Regions from separate parts of the Mus musculus genome. Here regions 1 and 2 are each linked to region 3. The links are chromatin loops, found by intact Hi-C in ENCODE. Cell type or tissue: left cerebral cortex. All regions are shown on one strand.

Region 1 (8,000 bases), 400 kb before region 3:
AGAATTCTTCAGACACCACCTTCCAGACAAAACGACACATCCCTACTGCCTTGGTTTTATCAATTGCATGTCTCATCAGGAAGAAATCTATCTTTTCATTTTTTTACACTAATTATAGTTAGCCCTACATATCTGTGGATTCTGCATCCACATTCAAACACTAAAAATTTGTTACCAAAGGTCTGCCCTGAACACATAGAGACCTGTTTCTTGTCATTATTTTCCAAGAAGTACAGTATAACAACCATATACACAGAATTTGCATTGCACTGAGTATTATAAGTAATTTAGGTATGCGGTAAAGTACACAGGAGGATGGGCAAGGGCTATGTGCTATGATTACAGCATTTTATTAAGGAGATTTGAGCACAGGTGGATTGTGGTAGGAAAAATGCTGAAATCAATTCCATGTGGGCTGTGAAGGATGGAATAGCTTGACTTCTACTTGATTGTAGAGATTTGGACCTGATTTATCCAAATGTTAGTTTTTATTATCTCAAGAGTCTAGAGATTAAATAGCAATTTAAATGTTAATCCTAGTTCTTCGTTCATAGCAGACACTTGGTTTGTTTATTCAGCAAATATTAATTACTCCATAGACTCAAAGCACAATAGGGTTTCAGATGATTTCTCACAGCTGTGGCTTGATACATTGTGGGAATTCAAATGGAACCTCAGAATTTAATTGTTTCAAAGCTTCCAATCTACCTCATTTGTGTTAATAAGGACATCCTCTTGTGTGCCAAGAAAGAGTCACAAGAGCCACCTTTGAGGTGCATAAGGAACATTGGTATTTCTGTTGCTGGTTGAATCTAAAGTTTCCTGGCAACCAGAACACTGAATCTCATAATAATGTGAACATAGTTCCATGCTCCAAGTCCTTTCTGACTGAAAATGATATGGAACAGGAAATTAACACATTCAATTAAGCTTAGTCTATGGCTCCCAGCACTGCTGATTAAACACTTCAAACCAGTTGACTAATCCTCCCTGCACAAACAAGAAATGTGCATGCAGTCATTGAACATGTCCTAGATGCTAAACTAAGAAATATATTTTAGATGGTTATCTGGAGTTGGTGGAAAGAAGCACACATTTAAAATCTGCTACCTGTGAAGATGGTGGTGTCACTGAAGATCCAGATAGTCTTTTCTCCAAGAATTCTCCTAGCTCGAGACAAGATCTAGGACAGACCATGCCCCATTTTGCGAGGTGTCTTTCATTATTCAGCTCTGCTTCCTCATTATCAATCTTGTTTACTTGGTGCCCATCATGTACATGTCTAGACAGCCAGGATCTCTCCTCAAGAAGTGCCTTTTGCTCAACCTATCTTCCCTACTGTCAATTCTTTGCTTGACTATTTTTCAGGTCTTCAGACTCAACTCACCTTGTGAGTCTATATTTTTAGAATGCAAGCTCTGGTCAACCATGACAACCTCACTTCAAGTTCCTCATTTGGGATGTTCATTCATAAACATTTTCCCGAAAGCCATTTTTTTTTTTACAATCTTTGCCCTCACCATTTGACTATGAACTCTGTGGTTTAGACTCCCATATAACCCTGCGAACTGTAAGCCAACTGAATGATATTCACAGTTATACTATTTCTAAGACAAGTTTCCATTTTTGTTCTGAGCATTCTTTCTGTACAACTGTGTATTAGCCCAGTCTCTTCTCAAGGTAAATACCTCCCCTGGTTCAATCCTCAGAAGTTTATAGAATGACTCTTAGGCCACAGCTACTCTAGATAGGTTGATCCACAGTCCTGCTATACTGCATAGAACAAGTTTTATCCTAAACTCCTATCTCAGCTAGCCAGCCTGCCTGCCAGCCAGCCAGGCACTCATTGTCCAGAAGTTCTTCCACCAATCTGCTTTGCCAGCCCCAGATAGGACCAGATATTTTAGAGATACTGTCTCTATCTCTGTTCTACATGTCTATCAAAGAATTATTAAAAGTCTCCAAAAGAAGAAAATGAGAATTAAGTACCCATTTATACATACCTTTAAAATATTTTGGGTTTTTTTCTCACAGTGTATGCATATGAAAATGAGCTAGATAATACAAGGTAGAAATCTTAGCTAGCTCTAGGTAAGACAGCTGGAGATGGTGAATACAGAAAAGCAGTTGGGATGCCAATACTCCAATTGTTATTGCAAAGGTATTACAGCTGAGTTGCTGGGGGGGTTAGTCATCTTAGATATTTAAATAAATAAATAAATAAATAAGATTTCTCAAAACTCCGTATTCAGAAGATGGCTTTAGGCAAGATTGAAGGTAGCCCTCTGAATAAGGGCAGTCCTACCTCTGGGTTTCCATGTCAGTCAGTGGGCTATTGACCACTTGGCAGAGTTTGGAAAGAAATACTGGATGAGAAAAGATAAGACAAAGTGCTGAGCAAGAAATTGCTAACTCTTCAGTAACTGTCCAGACATCTCCAGGGCTTAGTAGAAAGGCAAACTGCCCATGTCTAATTAAGCATCTTCAGGAATCACACCTTTGCAATCTGTCTCTGACTGTCTCACTGTAATGTCCGTTTAGGCATATGGATATCTTATATTCTCAATAAAATTAAGAATTCATATTTTTGCTTTTGGTATTCCCAGCTAACCCAAAAACAAACAAACAAACAAACAAACAAACAAAAAACCAAGAGCTTTAATTGGGACTCAGTAGTTGGGTGAAAAGCCACACAGTTCTCAGTAGAAGGAAAGTCTTTGCTGCTTGCTGAGAACCAAGGCTATATGCATTTATCATTGAGTCTTTTTCTGCAATTTCATTTCCTGACTTGAAAAGTATCAGATATTTACTCCTTCCTGCGTTTGAAATATCAGTTTTCAGCATCACATAAGTAACAGCATCCACAAAACATAGCAAGGAAATGTAAGGATGCACAGCTCTCTAACCTCACGCAGAGCGGATGAGGTAGTTGAATCTTTCTGTCACTTGTGATTTGTGATTAGTGATTACTGTCATGCGGCAGCCACACATTGCTCCAGTGTCCAAAATGTGTAATCAGAATTGACCTTAGGCTTACTCTAGCCCAGCTTCCAAGCCAAGCTTGGAACACTGTTTGGATCAGAATGAAGATGATTGTTTTCAACATGAAGGCATAAATTACAGTGTGAGGCAATGTTACTGTCTCTGCCCGAGGTGTGAAAGAAACCCACCAAGTGGGCAGGAATAGCATGAACTTTCCTGTGTGCAAAGCTGCATCAGAATCCAGGCTACAGGGTTTGCAAGCCAAGAGACCCTCTTGTGTCTTCCACATTTGCTTATTGGAAAAGACTGAACACAGGGACACTATAGCAGCCAGGTTCTGATGGGAGTATTGTCAACATGGAAGGCTTCCCCGGGGATGCCCAGAGCCTGGTCTGTGATCAAAACGCATGCTACTACATATGCACTATGGTAGTAATGTGATGAGCCAAAGAAGCCACTCACTTTACAACTGATAAATACACTTCAAGCTTTTGTTTTCCATATTCTAGGACTTCTATGGGAAAGATAGTTCCGACTACATCTAGCTAAATCATGACTTGCACTCCAGCAAAGCCTGACATGCCCAGAGTCAAGTAGAAAGACTAAATGGTTTCAATCTCCCATTGCAAATGAACCTCTCTGTATTTGTCATCCTTTAATCCATCTAATATGTTAGTTAACATTTACTGTGGGCCATTGTCTTTGGGCTCTTATTGCTGTGATAGAAGATCAGGGCCAAAAAGCAACTTGGGGAGGAAAGGGTTTATTTACTTCACTCTTCCAGGTAACCATCAGTTAGTGAATAAAGCAGAGCAGGAACTCAAGAAGGTTGGGAACATGGAGACAAGAACTGATGTCTAAGCCATGGAGGAGTGCTGTTGGCTGGCTTTTTTTTTTTCTTGCTTTGCTCAGCCATCCTAGGACCACCAGGACCTAGGACTACCAGTCTAGAAATGGCAGGGTACACATCAAGCATCAATCAAGAAACTGTCCCATGACCCAATCCAGGGGAGGAATTTTCTCAACTGAGGCTCCCTTTTCCCAATTTATTCCAGCTTGTGTCAGATTTACATCCAACTAGGCAGCACACCCATACAGATGTCAAGATCATCAAGGGGATCTAGACTCAGTGTCACCCACACACACACATGCACACACACACTGTCAGTCCTGTGTCAGTTCTGGCTGACATGACACTTATCATGGACTCCTATGATTTATCTCTTCAGAGCTGAGCTGCACTACTCTGAGGCTATCACTCAGGCAGCTGACATCACCACACCAGCCAGTTATCCTGTTTCAAAGTCAATTAGTTATAAGACATCAACCACAGAGCTGAGAGAACTCTACATTTAGGTATTGAAGATTCTAAATTCATCCCATAGATGGGCCTCAGTAAGAAACAGTATCATGTTCCATCTGGGAACTCACATGGTAGAAAAAGAGTACTGACTTCCAAGGTTTTCTGTTTATCTCAACATATGCACCATGGCATGCATGAGTGTGTACGCACTCTCACACAAACACATTCCGATGCAAAAAATAAATAATAATAATCAATGTAAAAATAAATTTAAAAAGAAAAATGGCAAATTCTAGTATGGTTTCAATCCAGTTGTGAGGCATCTGACTGGAATCCTGTTTCATGTGGCCACTAGGGGGCATTTAGTCCTCAACTATATTCTGTGAAGGTCAAGAATGGTATTGGCCACCATCAGGATGCATTAGATGTAAGGTTATGGGCAGAGACTCTGATAAGCTTAGATGACAGGACATCAGATTGATTCAGATAACGGGGTGAACAGGGAGAATGTGAGCACCACGAGCAAAGGTCTGCCACCCTCAGAACTCTCCAGCAATTGAAGAAAGGATGTAATCCTTCCTCTGACACTGCATACAAAGCTAAGCTAAACCCCTCCATCTTCATCATTGCTAACCATCAAGTCAGTCTAAGGAGGATTTTATTTTTATAATTATTCTAGCAATAAGAAAACCAAAGTCAAAGAGCTTCTCACCTAAAATGTATCTCACCTGGATAGGAACCAAAGCCTTTGAATTCAGTCAGGCTCCACCACTCCACTCAGCTCTGTGGGAAGTACTACTCCTGCATCGGCCTTTCCTCAGCTCCTCATTGCCCTTTCCTCCACAACTCCCCGAATCCTCACATTACCCTGTGTGTGTGTGTGTGTGTGTGTGTGTGTGTGTGTGTGTGTGTGCGTGTGCGCGTGCACGCGCGCGCACACATGTGAATACCATGAAAAAAATTAGCCAGCCATTCAATGTTTTCAAAGTTATATTTAATGAGACAAGATTAAACTTAATTGAACACACCTGCTGCATGTTTTATTATAGCATCAATACTTGTAGCATCAATACTTTAGATTATATCCAATAACGCCGCAGACAATACATGCTGTATAAATTCATAAATAAATTGACAAAATAAACTTTTAGGAAGAGCGCAGAAATCAATAAAATTACTTTTTCCATCTGAAAATTTCCTCAGATGGGGAGGACCTGTGTGGACGATTTGCACAGCTTCTGCCCATCAAACCCTGAGGAGAAGAAGCCTGGATTTGCTTTCAGAGCTCTTTGTGCCTGCAAATCTAATTTCAAACACTAAAGCAAGTCCAGCCCACCGAACTTCCCAGCACTCCTGAAGGATGGCTTGCACTTCACTGACATAGCAAACCAGTCACTTGATTAGAGCTTTAGTCACTGGGTGCTCCCATTGGGGCAGGTCTCAGCTCCACACTTACTCAAAGCTAGGATGCCTCAGCCTGAAATGTGCTGCTTATATAGAGAGAAAGCTGGTCTCCACAGTAGCCCAATGGACAGAAAATTACCATCTGCCTTTGGTGCCACCACTGTGCTTGCCCACTCACCATGTGCACAGTGGACCATTCCTGGCTGTCACTGATGAGTCTAACTGCACACACCACAGGCGGAGCTTTGTGTAAAGGAAGGGGAATGTAGAGAGATTTAAACTGAAAGGGTAACATCGAGTTTCAGTGTGGAGAGCCTGAGTCCTTTTACTGTTTTGACTTGCCTGCAAATGATCATTAGACTTTAAATATAATCAAAACATTCTGTACCAACAATAGAAAATAGGGAGCAAGGATGATGCCATGGGCTTCTGATTTCGGCTACTTGGGAAATTAGAAAGGAGATTGACAAGTTCAAGACCCATTTGTGTTATACCATCAGTTCAGTCCATCTGGGGAAACTCAATGATTCCCTGTATCAAAATGAAAAGAAAAAATGGGGACTGTGGATGTGCTCAGCACTAGAATGTTTACTGGTATCCTTAAGGTCCCAAATTCACTCCAAAATTTAGAAAGCAGGAGAGGAGGTTGAGGAGGAGGAAGACAAAGTTAGCTCATTACCTGGTGGAGAAATGAAAGAATTCTTGAAGTATATGTAGATACTTTTTAAAAAAAATTTTTATTAGATATTTTCCTCATTTACATTTCCAATGCTATCCCAAAAGTCCCCCATACCCTCTGTAGTGGCTATTCCTGGTTGTCAACTTGACAATATTTGGAATGAACTACAATCCGGAATTGGAAGGCTCACCAGTGACCCTTATCTGGAGGCTTGGAGATCCTTATCTGGATCTTGGTTTGAAGATCTTGAGCCATAGTGGCTATGGATTCCAGAATATTGAATCTCCGAGTTTAAGGAACACACCTTTAATCTGGGCTATGCCTTTCATCTGGGATTAAAGGTGTGGTGGAACACACCTTTAATCTGGGCTACACCTTCTGCTGGAGACAATATAAGGACATTGGAAGAAGGGAGTCTAGCTCTTGCTCTTGCTCCTTTGCCTGCTTGCTGCGTGAGACTGAGTAACTGCTAGATCCTTGGACTTCCATTCACAGCTGCGACTGAACCATTGTTGGGAATTGGGCTGCCGACTGTAAGTCATCAATAAATTCCTTTACTATCTAGAGACTGTCCATAAGTTCTGTGACTCTAGAGAACCCTGACTAATACACCCTCCCACCCATTCCCCTACCCACCCACTCCCATTTTTGGCCCTGGCATTCCCCTGTACTGGGGCATATAAAGTTTGCAAGTCCAATGGGCCTCTCTTTCCAGTGATGGCAGACTAAGCCATCTTTTGATACATATGCAGCTAGAGTCAAGAGCTCATGGGTACTAGTTAGTTCAGAATGTTGTTACACCTATAGGGTTGCAGATCCCTTTAGCTCCTTGGGTACTTTCTCTAGCTCCTCCATTGGGAGCCCTGTGATCCATCCAATAGCTGACTGTGAGCATCCACTTCTGTGTTTGCTAGGCCCCGGCATAGTCTCACAAGAGAGAGCTCTATCTGGGTCCTTTCAGCAAAATCTTGCTAGTGTGTGCAATGGTGTCAGTGTTTGGAAGCTGATTATGGGATGGATCCCCAGATATGGCAGTCTCTAGATGGTCCATCCTTTCGTCACAGCTCCAAACTTTGTCTCTGTAACTCCTTCCATGGGTGTTTTGTTCCCAGTTCTAAGAAGGGGCAAAGTGTCCACACTTTGGTCTTCATTCTTCTTGATTTTCATGCTTTTAGCAAATTGTGTCTTATATCTTGGGTATCCTAAGTTTCTGGGCTAATATCCACTTATCAGTGAGTACATATTGTGTCCCAACCATTAAGAAGGACATATGCTCCACTATGTTCATAGCAGCCTTATTTATAATAGCCAGAAGCTGGAAAGAACCCAGATGCCCCTCAACAGAGGAATGGATGCAGAAAATGTGGTACATTTACACAATAGAGTACTACTCAGCTATTAAAAAGAATGAATTTATGAAATTTCTAGGCAAATGGATGGACCTGGAGGGCATCATCCTGAGTGAGGTAACCCAATCACAAAGGAACTTACACAATATGTAGATACTTCTATATAAAAGACTGACTTGAAATTACCACTCCTGAGGAGCCACTAGGGCTCCACAATGAAGGTTCCAGGGAGCAGATTTCTGTTAGGAATGCTGCAGGTGTCACTGTGGAACACTTTGGCTAA
Region 2 (8,000 bases), 1.1 Mb before region 3:
TATCCCGAAAGTTTCACTTCTAAATGGGACATTTTTATTTTATGTCATGTATTTGAGGAAGATGTCATATGGAATGTGAACGGGAATAGAATTCTATAATGCAACATAAGGTAGAATCGGAACAAATGGGTGGGAGCTGCAGAACACTTTTATTTAAAATATGGAAATATGAGGAGTCTTCCTGAGAGCTGGATGTGGTAATTGTCGATCACGGGAATGAGATTCCTAAAAAGACACCGAGCTCCCATCTCAGACAGATGACACAGGTGACAGGTGACACAGATGACAGGTGACCATCTGTCAGGAGTGTTAGCGGCAGGACTGCTGCAGAGAGTCAGTGTTCCTTCCTTAAGGTCTGCTGAGACTGCGATTCTATACCTGTCACCAGCCTCTGATGAATCCCAAGCACCCTGAACAAAGATGTGTTTCCATGCTCATTGTTGTTGAGACCTTCACTTTAGAAGAATTATTAAGGACACTGAGGAAGAAAAATAAAACTATGCCGGGGCCTAGCAAACACAGAAGTGGATGCTCACAGTCAGCTATTGGATGGATCACAGGGCTCCCAATGGAGGAGCTAGAGAAAGTACCCAAGGAGCTAAAGGGATCTGCAACCCTATAGGTGGAACAACATTATGAACTAACCAGTACCCCCGAGCTCTTGACTCTAGCTGCATATGTATCAAAAGATGGCCTAGTCGGCCATCACTGGAAAGAGAGGCCCATTGGACTTGCAAACTTTATATGCCCCAGTACAGGGGAACGCTAGGGCCAAAAAGTGGGAGTGAGTGGGTAGGGGAGTAGGGGGGAGGGTATGGGGGACTTTTGGGATAGCATTGGAAATGTAAATGAGGAAAATACCTAAAAAAAAAAAAAAAGATCAACCTCAATCTCGTTGGAAAAGCCTCTCTAAATTTTACATTTTTTGCTTGTCGGAAAAATGTAACCTTTGTGAGTGTTAGAGCTTAAAACTGAAGACCAGAAGAGTAGCCGTGTTATTATTGTCTCATATGAGTTAGGGAAACTTTATTCTATCATTTTAGTTTGTTTCCTTTGGGTTCCTAGGAAGGAGAGAGGGTTGCTGGGGAGGAGTTGCATTCTCATTCTCTAGAGCCATCACATCTTCAGGCTTTCCTCAGCTGTAGACATCTGCAAATCTCATTCACTTTTGCTCAATTGATGGAAATTTACACGGGGCTTTTTTATTCCTTCTTGAACTACTGATGGAGATGTTGGTCTTGACTGTCACACTCTCCTCTGCAGAAGCAAATTCTCATATCCATTGCACAGGAATTTTTTATGCTTCTCTTTCTCTTCTTTTACTTTCTTTTGAGTTTGACCCTAGCCACTAGCAGAATGGTGATTTTTCTCCTATTATGGCCTTTCCCCTCTTCTTCTTCAGTCCCCATGACCACTACTTAGCCAGCCATCCTATTTCCTCACCTCTTTAGCATCAGCATCTCTTCCTGTACTTCTCCTCAATCCTTACTTTACCACTTATTAACAGTGGGTGTGAATAATGCATTCAGGGGATAGGTTGTGAGTATCCACTCTAAACCAGGGACTGCACAGGGCTAGGGAACTTGGTGAGCAAGGCTTGTCTGACCTGGGGCTCAAGTGAGACCAATCACATGAGGACACAGTTGCAAGTATGATAAGAGGCATGCAGGGTTGTCAGAGGCAGCCTTGGGGTCACCTCATCTGGTAAGGTTATTCCAGAAGCCTTCTTTGAGGACTCTATTGGGCTGTTGTTGAAGAGAGGACAGGTTTTAACCAGAGGCACTAAAAGAATAATATAATAATGCAGAGAAGGGAGTTTTGAACTAGATTTTGAATGCTCATTTTGCCACTTATTAGCAGTGGAATGTAGACAACATCGATGCAGTTTTAGGCAAGAGTTGTGAAGACTTTCAGACCTCTCCTAGTTGCTTCTGAAAACAGGATTTTCTTTCTACCCTTTTGGGACCTATCTAAGAGGCTGGCCTGGGGACAGTGGGTTGTAATGTCTGGTTTGCCTTTTGAGCCTGTAGTGGATGAACTCCTTTACTTTGAGTTGAGAATGACTGCTTCAGCACCGTGGGTTGGGTGGGGACAGGTCCTGGGATGAGCAGCTCCTTTTGGTCCAGCTGACTGGTTACCCTGGAGCATCCATGGCTGTCCAAAGCAAGGGTGTGAAAGGCCCTTCCTTGTGCAGTGAATGGATATGAATGATGTTTTATTTTTGAGCCAAAAGACACTGAAGTCTTGATGAAAGTCTCCCAGCATCTGAAAAAGCTCATCCCAGCACCACATCCTCTGGGAACAGCCACCGCTGCTGCTGCCCTATTATTAAGGCACATGGTGGAGGATTTGTGCTTCTGCGGGTTGTGGGGCTTGGCAGCCAGCCACTGCTTAATGTGAGAAAGGCCTATGGGAGGACCAGCCCTTTGAAGCAGAAGTGGGTGGCAGCTACTGCATGTGGCTGGGGTGTGGTCTGGGATACTGCATGCCTTCTGTATCTTTCCTCTCCCTCACTCCCTTGGCCCTTGGGAACACCCCACTGCTTTTGGACGGTGAGAGTTCTGCTGTGATACAAGAAGCCAACCTCGGGACTCCCCAGAGAGTGGGGCAGAGGAGCAGCACTCTGGAACCACAAAAAAGACACGACCATGTTCCATCTCGTCTGCCCATGATGCAGATTCAGCTGGGGCAATGGCAAGTGGTTTCTGCCTTGTCTTGTCTCTCACCTACACCTTTCTAATAATAGCTATGGCTCTTTTTGTTTCTTTTCATTAGAGATTAGCAGCATAGACAATATATCTTGTTATATACTTACTTGTCTATGGAACTCAGAGTAAATGATTTCCTGGGAGGGAAGATATTGTGCCCAAGAGCACACAACTGGTTTAGTTGGTCTATCTATCTATCTATCTATCTATCTATCTATCTATCTATCTATCTATCTATGCATCTATCCATCTATCTGTCTACCTATCTATCTACCTGCCTATTCCTTACTCCAAAGGTGGTCACCATTCTGACTTACAGTTTCAGCAAGGAAACTTGCGTCCTACCACACTTCCTGGCTATTTATGTCAGCTACAAACCCAAAATGGAGTTTGTCAAGCATTAGGCACATAGATGTCTTTACTTCCTTCTTTACTATGGTAACAAATTGTGCTTCTAAGTATATAATGTACAACAATAGATATTTATTTTCTCTTTGTTTCTTTGGGTCACACTCAAGTTTTCTTTCTTTCTTCTTCTGTTTTATTTGAGACAACTGTAGACCCATATTTAGTTGTATGAAAAAGTAGAGAGAAACCAGTGTGTCTTTTACCCAACTTTTCACAAAAAAAGCATCTTTGTTTTTTAATATTTATTTATTTTATTTTTAATTAGCATATAAAATAACAGATTTGCCCATGACATTAAAATTTTATGTGCGTGTGTGTGTGTGTGTGTGTGTGTGTGTGTGTATGTGTGTGTGTGTGCTCGCACACTGAGAGCATAAGAAATATCGACCATGCTGAGAGTTTTATGAGTCCTGGGGAATGAATTCAGGGATGAGCACAGGCCTATGCTTGTAAGGCCAAACCTTTACTGACTGAGCTCCTGATGGAATCTCCATACATACTTGACTGTGTCCCCACTCCCATCTCCCTGCCTGTATTCCTCCATCTTCAGTATTTCCTTTTCAAATCATCCAAGCCTCTTGTTCCTTTCTTATGATCCTCTTGATCCATGCTTATCAGACTCCACTCCCACAAATACACATACGTACAATTGAGAAACTTGTATCCACACGTGCTGCTCTTCCAAGAGACAGCTCTATAGGAAGAACTACAGGTGCTGCTGGTCTCTCCTCATCCCCAAGAACAAGAAGGCACTTGCTCTCAAATACTTGCCTACCACCTTCTGGAATCTAAGACCAAGTATTCTCTTACATTTTGAGCCAAGAACTCTTACCTGTCTCCTGGCCTGTCTCTCTCCTTGCTATGTCAGAAGGTCCCCAGGGAGATGAGAGAGACTGTGAGTTGAGCATCGGTGGCAAGCATGCAAAGATTCACACCTATGCAATGAAGTCTCTGTAAAATCTCAAGCAGTCAGGACGTGAATGCTTCCAAATTGCTGGGTATAAGAAGGTGGCCCAGTGGGAGAGCAGGAAAGCTGTGCAACCCTCCCAGGAAGGGGGTTCTGCTGGACAGGTTTCTGCTCCTTCCCCACCTCCCCCCACATATTTGGGGCTGTGGAGCACTTCCCTTTTGCTGTCCATCTTGATACATCCTAATAGCCATGATGATATGTAGGGTCAGAAGTGAGTTACTTTAGTGGGCAGAGCTAAGAGACCTAGGTAGAGAACCATTTCCACACAGTGGCCAGAGTGTTGTGCTATGTATACGGGAGTAGTGTCCCTGCTCTGGCTTTCATTCCCTCTGTGATGGAGGAAGTTTCTCTCACGTTAGGCAGGTTGGAGTTAAGGATTTTTGTTGTTTGGTTTTCAAGCCAAAACACATAAAGCTCAATGCCTTGGCAAAAGGAAATTTGTTTAAAAGATAGAGTCTAGGCTTCTCCCACACATACAGCCCTTGCTCTGTCCTCTGGAGGAGTGAGCCTGTGAGATTCCAGGCTCCCAGCCTTCTTGGCAGGTACCCGGGGCAGAACCTTAGATTACAGGGCTTTAGTTGACTGGCCCTCCAATTGTTCTACAGTGAGTGTGACAGTGATGGATAGACCACGAATTTTAGAGAAAAGTGATTGATTTTTCTGCCAGACAGCCATTTTTATGTGGTCCTTTATCATATACCCTCCAAAAAGAGTGAGACTTCTGATTTAGAAGCAAATGTTGGAATAAAAATTTACTGCTAGCAGGCACTCTTAATTTGTAGCCACTAGAGGGGGGTAGTGACTAGGTTTCCTTGTCCTTGGCTGGTGAGGGAGACCCTCCTTTAGCAAGATATGCCAGGCTCTGCCAAGAGCAGCTCAAAGAGACATGGTGGATTAACTCTTAAGGAGAAAGAGCCCAGCAAATGCCTGCAATCACTGTCAGCTCTTCCTGGTCCAGCCATACCTCAGAGTTGAGGAAGGACAACTCATTTCCCCAGGGGTATTTCTTTCTTTTTAAATATTTGTTTGGCAGCTGCACATATATACACACCATTATAATTGCATTCAACCCCTTTTATTCACTGGCAATCCCACCCTTTCCTTTTGAACCCTTTATTCTTCCCAACTGGTCCTCAGTGGCTATACCATTCAAGAAGATGATGTCCCCACCTGCAACAGCCGTTTGCTCTCCATAGCTAAGGGGGTATGCCTGACAGCATGACAGTTTTTACAGGAAGAGCATGTGTCCAACTCGGAACCTTCTGAGCATCAATGTGATGCCTCAAGTAGAAAGTTCCACAAACTCTGCACCTCACTGCAATGGGATGGGTTTCAATTAAACTACAAGTACACTAAGGGGATGCAACTGTAGCTGTGTATGCAAGGTATATGTAAAATAGAATTAATTTGGGTTTTAGACGTGCCTTTTGTGTCCAAGAATAATGTATGTATGTGGTTGTGTCTGTATATGTATATATTTTGGAAAGATTTGAAATCTCAAGCACCCCTTGTCTCAAAAATTTTAGTCAGAGCATCTTTGACATCATAGCCTAAGATTGCCATAAAAATGAAACTTGTGCCAGCATTAACTCTGGGGACCAGTGTCTTAATAGGCACATGTGGTCTGATATATGACGTTATGAAGAAGGGATGCCTTTTAGGTACCAGAATAAGCATGATAGCTGTTAAAAATCACAACTCTGCTGGATAGACACATGTAGGACTTCTTTTAATATTCATATCCTTGTATAAAAGTAGAAGGTGCTATATAGAACAAGGAAGCTATCAAAAGGAAGAAGGGACAAGAGAAGGTAACAGAAGGGCAAACAGACACATGCCATGTGTTCCCATGTGCAGAATGGGGATGGAGAATGAGGCCAGGTCGTGGATGTGTATGCAGAGGATCAGAGTGCAATGATATACATATATGAAAGCTTAATAAAGAAACCCATTATTTCATATGACCACTTCAATTAATTATAGAAGTTAAAACCACAGTAAGCACTGTTACCTTTAAAATAAATCTCTGTAATCACAGAGACCTATGTTAGTCCACAAAAATATCAGCTTCCAAAGAAGCTCAGAGGATAATGGCCTGTGCTGGGTTTCTTGTGCTTTTCCTGCTTCTGCTATTCAGGCAATGCCATTTATCTCTCAGGCAATGTTATAATGATTAAAAAATCAATTTGTGTGAAGTGCAGTCGTGCATGTCCTGTATTCCCAGCACAAAATAGACTGAGGCAGGAGGATTGAGAGTTCTGCCACAATGTGGGCTAGGTAGTAAATAGATGAGAATTTCCCAGTATCTGTAGTCTTAAGTAGTTTTCTTTTTTAAAAGGTCCTGATGAGCAGTATAGTATATCGTGTATAAAAGTCCGGCAATTACAGCAGGCATTCACTGTAAATACCTCTCTATCGAGATGGCTTGGTAAGGCTTTTGTTAACTTAGTTGTTGCACATTCACTGTTCCCAAGGCCGGAGTGGGGGCAGACTTCAAGGAAGGAAGGACTCCGAAGGCAGGAATGTAACCTTGTAAACTTGTGGTTACCTTGGAAGGAACGGAAGGGTCATTGTAGCCTGGCACACCAGGGTTCATTCTGTGTCATTTCAGTAGACAGACGTGATCTCTAGAGGACTGGATGCCAAGAAGAAAGAAGTGTCAGAGTCAGATGGTGTGCAGACTGTTCTTCTAGGCCACACAATTGTCCAGTGAGACTTCTTTTTTGTATGTCTATCCGTGTGTGTTGAGAAGTTGACCATGTGACTGACTGTCCAGTCTAGGATATGAAGATCTGGAAACCCTACCCCACAGCCCCTCCCTTTTCTGTAATTTCCCAATTTGCTTGGTTCTGTAACCAAGAAAATTCCACAGATGCTCAAGGTCCATCTCATGTATCTTGCAACAGGAAGGCCTTCTGGCTGCCCTTGACACACCCAATGGAATCTGTCCACAACTTCTCAATTGCACTGGCTTTCTGCCACAACAGATTGTTTAGAGTTTGATATTTAGTCTTCGTGTTCTCTCTCTCTCTCTCTCTCTCTCTCTCTCTCTCTCTCTCTCTCTCTCTCTCTCCCTCCCCTCCCCCCCTCTCCTCCCCCTCTCCTTTTCAGTGAAGACTGTCTGCTTTAGTCTATGTGTCTTGCTTTCTTCCTTCGATAAGCATAGACTTCACTAGGAGTCTTTCACTTAGGAGTCAGCCAAAGGTCTAACCTGGGGTAAAGTGGAGGAGGGGAGGGATGAGGCTGGGCCCCAGATCTCTTTTGTATCGGTAACAAGAAAAGCCAGCTAGACTCCCATCCTCAGTGCTCTATGGCTTTGTTCACACACTACAGAGCAGCTCAGACTTGGAGTGCTGTCCTGCCAACCCCAGCAGTCATAATATTCTGGTCAGAATTTGTGTCACAGTGGACAAATGCGACAGTGGTGCCAAACTGTAGCTGGCCCACACAGGAATGATCTGGAAATAGAAATAGAAATAGAAATTTCTTCCTGTGTTGGCTCTGCAAGCTTTTCTATTCTTTCTTTAACCCAATAAAACAACTCACACCTTGGTCCAAGTCATTGGATCCAGTAGCCTCTCTTTACATATTACAGTGCCATTTCCCTCTTGTGGACAGGTAAGCCCAAGTGTGTTTAAGTGTCCATATAGCCTTCAGGAGAATGTGGACCTCTGTTACCTGGATCAGATTTTTTTGATGCATAATGTGATATAGATAGGCCACCTCTCCATTGTTACCAAGCCTGGATGCTTCTTTGAAACTCAGATTCAACAATGAGGGCAGAATTTTAAGGGTTAAAGTGTAGATGAATCATTTAGTAGTCTCATGGTAGCTGACCCACTTGACCATGGCTGCCTCTCACTTCTCTTGACCTCTTCTCTGAGTTTCCCAAACATCAACCAGCCTAAGATAGT
Region 3 (8,000 bases):
GTTACTCATCACAGTAAAGGCGAGTTTGCTCTTCCCACCCAAAGGCAGACTGGTCAGACAGCAGGGCAAAAGCAAGGGGGAAACCTCAGTGTTCTAAATGGGAACACTCAAAGGTACTGGCACTGTTTCAGTCCTTGCCAAACATGAGCATGTGTAATTCTCACTGCATTGTGCAAGGTGCGTGCTGTCATTCCCAGTATCGTAGCAGAAGGACACAGAGACACTGAGTAACTCATTCAAGGTTACACAGCAGGTCAAGAGTAGACTCAAGCAGGTCTCTCCTACTCTGCCCTAATACTACTGCATTTGCTGTTACAGTGTACATGAAAGGCCAGGCACTGTGTTTTGTACTTTCTCTTAAAACCTCAAAATTACTTCTTTGGAAATGTGGCCGTCATTCCAATCATAGGCTTTCAGAAGTATGTACAGAGCAACAGAGTGTGGCATTTTATGGGGATTAAGTTGACTTCCCTTTAATTTATATACGTATAACTAAGCCCCTGGCAGACTGACATTCTATTGTTAGTAACAAATGACTTTTCCATTGCTCACAGCCCATAGCAGCACGCCAGTGTGTTGTGACACCATCATGGCTAGGAAGCCACTGGCTTGGAAAATAAACGTGAATGGGGGATATTTATATAACCAAGTTGGAAACGTAGTTGGAAGACACACAAAACAAGACATCAGCAGTGCATGTCAGTCTTCCAGCCTTCCTGAAAACAGATTTTTAAAACAGTACTTGGTGGTAAAACCAAAGCCTGTAGTGCCAAGTAGCGGCTGGGAACTAGGAATGGGGGTTTCTAGGATGCCTGCAGAGTAAGCTTGGGGCATCTGGGGAGGACCCCAGGCTTCAGGATAAGGCCCAGAGTTATTGTTGCTAAAGAATTCAATTCCTTGACTGGGAATGGTCTCTGAAAGGTCACGTGACTCATCATGAAGGAAGAAATCAGGGCTTCTCCAGGGACACATGTAAGTGCTTCCTGGGGTCATTTGGTCCTCAGATGTGCCACAGCAGTCACGTCACTTTAGTGGAGTCATTCGTTGGTACCCTGAAGGGAGGAAGCACACACGTCTTGCATTCCCATCCAGTTAGAAGAGTCTGCAAAGCTTTAATAAAAGCAAAACCGAGATGGATGTCAGTCGCCCTGGAAAGGGTGAACTCTGACTGCTCTGCTCTCAGTGCTTATTTCCTCTTGCCTTCACGTTTCTTCCAGAAATCCACCCCCAAATTATGTTCTTTTTCATTTCAAATGAATAGCTTCGTGGATCCCGTGTGTGTCTCTGGGCTGCAGATACTAAGTGATACACTGCTGAATTCAACCCACACATGAGTGTTATTTAGACAAAAGCCAAAGGATCTACATAATGTCTGTGTGGAAATGCCAGGGCTTCAGGATTCAGTTCAGTATTCTTATATATCTTCTTTCCCCCAGTCCTTTCTTACATAGAACGCATTTGAGGATATTTCATTAAAAAGAAGAAATTATATGGGGGAAGTTAGTTTTGAAACATCAGTATGTTTCCTTTGGCTAGATTCCAAATGATCACAATGGCCATAAGAGATATAAGTTCATACTAATATATCAATTAATTATCTCAACATTCTCAAGGCCTTGTTGGTTGGGGAATTTGAGGATTAAAAACAACAACAACATTGATTTGGAACTTCAGGGCCTACTAGGGGTTGGGCAACAGGTGTGATTTTGAGGGCAAATATGAAGAAAGCCATGCTCTGCCCTAACTCGGCAATGAATTGTTGAAGATAGCCCTCACCATGAATCCCAAGTCTGTGATGGATAGTACTGTTGTACTGGGCGAGCATTGAGTTAGGCAAGGGCGGAGCTCCAACTCAGAAAAGGAACGTGGTAGGGGCGGCATGACACCAGAGGAGGTGTACAGCACACTGAGAGAAGAGTAAGGGAAAGAGGGAGGGGAAAGGAAGGAAGGAGGGGGGACAAAATGTCCCAGTCAGAAAATGCCATGTGCCACTAGTCTTTGGTTCCAGGCCCTTTCCAAAGTCCAGTCTCACTCCAAACACTCCTGTACTTGAGCACCTGATGTTTTCCTGAGTGGGTGGGCTCATACAGCTGTCTTTTTAATGTTTCTAAACCAAGAGTTGATGAACGTAACTGTATGACTACTGAAAAGAGTATAAAACAAGATGTTTATCCATCTTACACAAATGGAATGGTTTCTGGTAACTACGCCAATGGCAACTAACTCACTACCGCTCTTGACTGAGCCTGCTGGACGGAGATTGAGTGACAGGTCTAAGCACTTGATTTGGATCAAAAGCAAAACTACTGACTGGCAATATTCCTGTCTCATTCAAAATGACTTTAATGCTACTCTAAAGGGGGGAAAATACTCTTTTTTACTGTTTGGGTGGTTATCTGTTCTGTAGTGCCCTGTGAATGAGAAACTGTGACTTTCAGGCTCAAAGCAGTAAGGCATATAGTGCCAGCTGCAAGTTAGTCTTCCTCCATATTCTGTTTGGGCAGAATGCCAGTGTTCACCAGGTGACTCCATCTGCCTCATCAGCCCAGCTATGCCCCCATGCTCCACGGAACTCCATTGCAAGTTATCAGCTGCACTTAACCGATGAGAAACTTAGGCCCGCTGGACTCTCCAAACAACCTACATATCCTTTGATTCTGAGGGGTTTGGGCTTGCTTCCAGGATCCCAGGCAATACTTCTCTCTGCCCCCAGGAATGAGTGCTGGAAATAACACGGTGACCAGCCTCCTGGTCCCAGAGCAGCTAATCACAAAAGAAACTGGCAATTCCACCTGAGACAAGCACTTTTGGATCCAGTTGGTCACCATGCCAGGAGGTGCAGAAGGAGAGACCCCACTGTGGCAGCGAGAGGTACCAGCCATCCTCAGGATACCAGCCTCAGATGTGTACTTCTTCCCAGCCCAGGCTCTGGGCATTACAAATGGAAAAGTTCCCAAGAGAAGCCTAGCCCTAGAGACTGTCATCAGCAAAGGATGAAAACCTCCTGGCTGAATGCGCCAACTCCCAAAGCAGTGTAAGTTAATACATTCTTGCTGTTTAAACTCGAGAGTCATTCTCTGTGCTGTTGGCTACAAGAAAGTGACTTCCAGGATCACTCGGGGATTTTTCAGCTGCTTGGCTAGAATCAATTCATCCACTCACTGCAGAATTAGCCAGATGACTTCTGAGCCTTTGGAAGCAATGGAGGTTAAAGCATTACACAAGCCTTCTGCCAGCCTGGATTTCTTCCTTCCTGTTGGCATCCAGGGGCAGCTCCTTCCCACCAGGATCCTACAGCACGAACACACCCAGTGACTGCTGGTCTCTAGGAACAGGCTCCAGGGCACTCTGGCTTTTCCTGGAATCTTGCTGTGCGCAGGTGGCTCTGTCTTCTTTGAGAGGTGGCACCGAGCCGACCGCCTGCCTTGATTTTCTTGCTGCCTCTTCTCTCATAACTTGGTAGTCTGTTCGGAACTGAGTACAGACAGTGCTGTAGAGGTAGATGGGAGTCATCCCACCTGCCTACTCTGTTACTTACAGGAAAAATGTGTGTTCTGGGTGCGTGCTGGTCTAGCGTCTTTCCTGAGTTAACCATGCCCTGTTAAGATCCTCAGTTGTCATCTGCTTCCTTGGCTGTATCTACTGCAGCATTCTAAGTTTGTACTCCAGAGGATGGTTACACAGAATCCCGATGAATGGCTCCCCCTAGTGTACTGCAGCGCATCACAGCAGCACTGTGCTCAATGCCTAGTGAGCACATTCATTCAGAGATATGTGTAATATATTTTCAGAGATAAATTCATAGACACATATAATATATCTTCATTTGGCATTCACAGAGCACTTAAGTCAATAATTATGTGTTATTTATGTCTTTAAGATATCATTTTTTCATAGTTTTTCCTTCCAAGAGCTCTATAGCCAGTTAAAAATGATCACTGCTAAGTTTCTATTTGCTTTCTGAGTTTATTTTATTCAAGATGTTCTTGTATAATATAGAGAATAAGTGAGGAGGGATTAGGAAATGGGGAAGGTGATAAGGAGATGAGAGGAGAGGAGAGGAGAGGAGAGGAGAGGAGAGGAGAGGAGTGGAGAGGAAAAGAGATACAGGATAAGGAAAACAGGAGAAATGTTTGGGAGTAGGGAAAGCTTCCCATATGGCAAACCTAGGTTATAATTTTGCTTATTGTCTAAAAAAATTCAATTGCAGCTAATTAGGCAATATACAGTCGTGAAGCTAACAGAGATGTGTGTAGAGTACATTTTGCTAAGTCATCAAGGACACCAATCCACTATGCATTCTGTAAGCATTTTACAAAGGAATATTGCCATTTTAGGATGCTTAAGGCTCTGTAAAGTCCTAGGGCAGAAGCAAACCATTTCAAAAGCCTAGTTGATTTTGCTTAACTCCTATCTATGATTTTGTTCATACAAGAAAGTATCCGAGCTTCTAGAGTGGTATGTGGAAATCCTCTGAGGACAAAGTGACTCAGTGCCGGGTGAGTCTCCACTGTCCCTGTGTCATGTCAGAAGCCCACAGTGGAGTAATAACATCTTTGCCCAAGTGGAAAGCCATGGTCCTACAGAACACTTTGTAGGAAAAACACCTTCCTAATAGTCTCCTTAAAGAACTACTAGTGTCTCTAAGGGGCCTGGGCACCTTGAGGACATGGGATACTTTGTGGCCTGAGTGTCACAGTGGAGCATTAGCCCTGAATGGGCACTGGATCAACCCTGGGTAGTTGATGCTGAGTGCCACCATGGTCAACTGAGGGCATTGCCCTTAGCAGAACTCTCTATTAGACCTAAGAGTAATATATGATTGGTTGGTTTTTGACAACTTAACAGAATCTAGAAACATCTGCAAAGAGGGAACCTCCATCAAGGAATTATCTCTGTCAGTTTGGCACATGGGCATGTTTATGGGGACATTTTCTTTATTAAAAGTGGATGTGGAAGTCCAGCCCATCATGGGCAGTGACTCCCCTGGGCAGCTAAAAGAAAGCAAGCCGAGCAGGTCATGGAGAGCAAGCCAGTAAGCAGGTCCCTGTAGTCTCTGCTTCAGTTCCTGCCTCCACATTCCTGCCTCAAGCTCCTGCCCTGGTTTCCACAGATGATGGGCCTGGAAGTTGCTTTTGGTTTGGATGTGTATCACCATGACAGAAAGCAAACCAGGACAAATATGAAGTACTCTGGGAAATCGTGGCTCTCCTGTTATGGACTTACTGGCCTGCAGCTGCTTCTTCTACTGCGCTACTCTAACATCTTCACCCATCACGACTTTGTTCAGAATCTGCTCCATGCCCAGTGCAGTGTCAAGGTCAGAAGCAGTGAGGCTAAATAAAGGAAGCACAAGGGATGACTCTATAAAGAATTTGAGGCTACCCAGAGAGATAAATGTACATGGGAAAATTAGAAGCCAGCTACAGGGATATGCCGTTACAACGCGTCTTCCCCTCTCAGCTCTGCCAGCTCACCCAGCCACACTGTAAATATGCCCAGTATTCTGGCACACGTGTTAGCCATTTTTATAGACTGGGAAACCTTCCTAGACCTCTCTAATGCTCCCCACGACCTTTCGTTTCAGTCAGATCTCTCCATCTAACACGCCACCTCAGGAGGTCTAAGTCTCACACAGACCCTTCTCTTACTCAGTCTCCTGGCCTTAGTTGATTTCACCTTCATAGACCTCATGACTATGTATGCATCTCTCCACATTTTTTTTATTGTGCTTTAAATAGGCTTGCTGGACCAGAAACGTAATGAGGGCAGGGATCATGTGCATTTCACTTGCTGCAGTTTGGAATGGTATCCTCTGCAACATAATTGCTATTTCCTAGAAACAGCAATTTCCAAGGAAACAGGGTCTGCAACTCATGGCACTTTATATATGCTAAATAGGATAATGATCAAAACAACACAATTTCCATTCTGCACATTTGAATATTGCTGTTAGTGGCAGAGTCTCACATGTGGGTCTGAATTTACAAGTATCTTTGCAGTGTGTGCTTGTGGATATATATATATATATGGAGTGTTTGTGTTGCTGTCTGTGAACAAGCTCATCATGGAACTCAGCCCTTATAGCCAGAAGACTCTCAATGCCCAGCCTCTTCCTAGTTACAAGGACAATAAGTGTTTGTGTCTTTGCTGAATCTGGGTTTCATCATTTGTAATTTGGGGGTAAATGAACCTATTTTATAGGTTTGTTATAAATCAGACAGACGACTCAAAACCCCTTACTAATGAAAATTATTATAAAGGAAAACTGCTTTTGTATGCACATTTGCCCTCTCTTCTACCTCTTCTTTTTCATCTTCTTCTTGATAAAAGGTCTCACACTCTGTAGCCCAGGTTGGCCTGTAACTAATTATGTATCCCAGGTTGCCTCAAACCCAAAATCCTCCATCCTCGGTCTCCTTACTTGCATCAATTATTTAATTTAAAATGTGTAAATCTTAAGTTAATTTAACACTAACTTAAATTCTTAATTTTCTAATTTAACACTAATTTAAATTTCTTAATTTACATATAATGATGTTCACTCATTTTGAGTAAAGATACTTTTACAAATCTACCCAACTGTGTAGAGCTCTTCCCAAATGTTCCAACTGCCCTATTTACTGTAACTCTTTCTGTCTGAACTCTGTCATCCACTGACCTCATCTTCCTCCCTATAATTTCACCTTTTCCAAGATTTTGTGTTAACAGGTTCACCATATTCAGCTTTTGAGTCTCTCTTTTTAAACTTAGTGTCTAATGTGTGTTGCACAGATCAACAACTTGTTTTGTCCTTTGACTGAGTTTCCTCTTCATTGTTCATCCCTTGACTACCGAAAGTTCATCTCAGTAGTTCCCAGCTGTCATGGGTTACAGGTAAGCTGCCGCAGTTCATTTGCATAGTGCTTCTGTGTCAATATCAGTTTTCATTTGTTTGGATGCATACCTTCCTGTGAGATAACTGGTCATATTGAAGAGCCATGTTTGAGAGATCTTACAGTGTACTGTTGAACACTTTCCTCAGTTACTGAGGTGACTCTGAGTTCTAACTAGCATTTATAATGTTATATGTTAATCGAAACTTTAGCATTCAAAATTAGGGTTATGAATAACTTGGATTTGATTTGTGTTGCCCTAATGACTAATGAGACTGTCTTATCATGTGCCTGTTTGCTACTGCATTCATATACATATGTACCTACACATATAAGGTAGTTGAAGTAGCTATTTAAATTTGTGACATGTTTTAGAATCTTGTTGTTTCCATATTGTTAGATGGCGAACACTTTATATATGCTGGATGCAAGCCTGTTTGGCATCTACATATTCTAAAAATGTTTTTGTAGTAGTTTGACTTGTCTTTGTTCTTTTGTCATTAGTTTTGCTGGAAAAATTCTCAATCTTTGACTAAATTCAATGTTACATGTATACATCAGGTTTAGGGGGTCATATACAAGGATTCTCTTAGCAGACCATATGATGTAATAATTTTCCCCATATGTTTGCTTACAAAACATCCAGCTTTAGACTTTAGACCTATGATTCATCTTGACTCAAGTTGTTGAAATCCTCCTTTCCCCACTAAATTTCATGGACTATATAATGTAGTATAGGGAAACTAATAACCCATTTATATCATTATATACATCTACATATATCATATATTCTCTGAACATAATACATTGTCTAGACTTTCTTTGGGATTTATTATTATTATTATATTTGATAACGATAATCATGATGATGATTGTGATGATGAAGAAGAGGAAGAAGAGAAGAAGGAGGAGGAAGAGGAAGAGGAGGAGAAGGAGAAGAAGGAGATACAAGGTCTTATAAAGTCCCTGGTGGCCTCAAACTCATGATGTAGCAGAGGATGGCCTTGAATTTTCCTAATTTTCCCGTGTCAATTCCTTCCCATCCTCTTATTAGGTAATGGAACTACAAACATCTATCACGATAAGCCAGTTGAGTCTTTTAACACCAGGACTGACAATTTTTAG

What was found. A loop is a pair of places that touch in the nucleus more often than their neighbours do. Peaks named below come from ENCODE experiments on the same cell type or tissue, not always from the same donor. Only the 100,000 strongest peaks of a DNase experiment are listed, where the experiment ranks them.
Region 1: a loop joins it to region 3, with 16 times the contacts of the local background. A loop is called at or near these places in 32 of 42 quality-filtered maps.
Region 2: it touches region 3 in a loop (13-fold over the local background); 9 of 42 quality-filtered maps call a loop at or near these places.

The regions. Positions count from the first base shown.
Region 1 is chr9:24,114,974-24,122,973 of GRCm38, forward strand. The region is part of intron 2 of Npsr1 (neuropeptide S receptor 1); the gene reads left to right. Among named protein-coding and RNA genes, the nearest start is that of Npsr1, 21 kb to the left of the region's middle. In left cerebral cortex, a CTCF peak has its summit at 4,628 (motif pointing right); a DNase peak (open chromatin) is centred at 4,646.
Region 2 is chr9:23,458,511-23,466,510 of GRCm38, forward strand. All of the region lies in intron 13 of Bmper (BMP-binding endothelial regulator), which reads left to right. Among named protein-coding and RNA genes, the nearest start is that of Gm39311, 120 kb to the right of the region's middle. In left cerebral cortex, a CTCF peak has its summit at 4,871 (motif pointing right); DNase peaks (open chromatin) are centred at 230, 2,430, 4,629 and 4,877; H3K27ac peaks cover 946 bases.
Region 3 is chr9:24,513,345-24,521,344 of GRCm38, forward strand. No RefSeq gene overlaps it. Among named protein-coding and RNA genes, the nearest start is that of Dpy19l1, 14 kb to the left of the region's middle. In left cerebral cortex, a CTCF peak has its summit at 3,712 (motif pointing left); DNase peaks (open chromatin) are centred at 2,625 and 3,642; H3K27ac peaks cover 999 bases.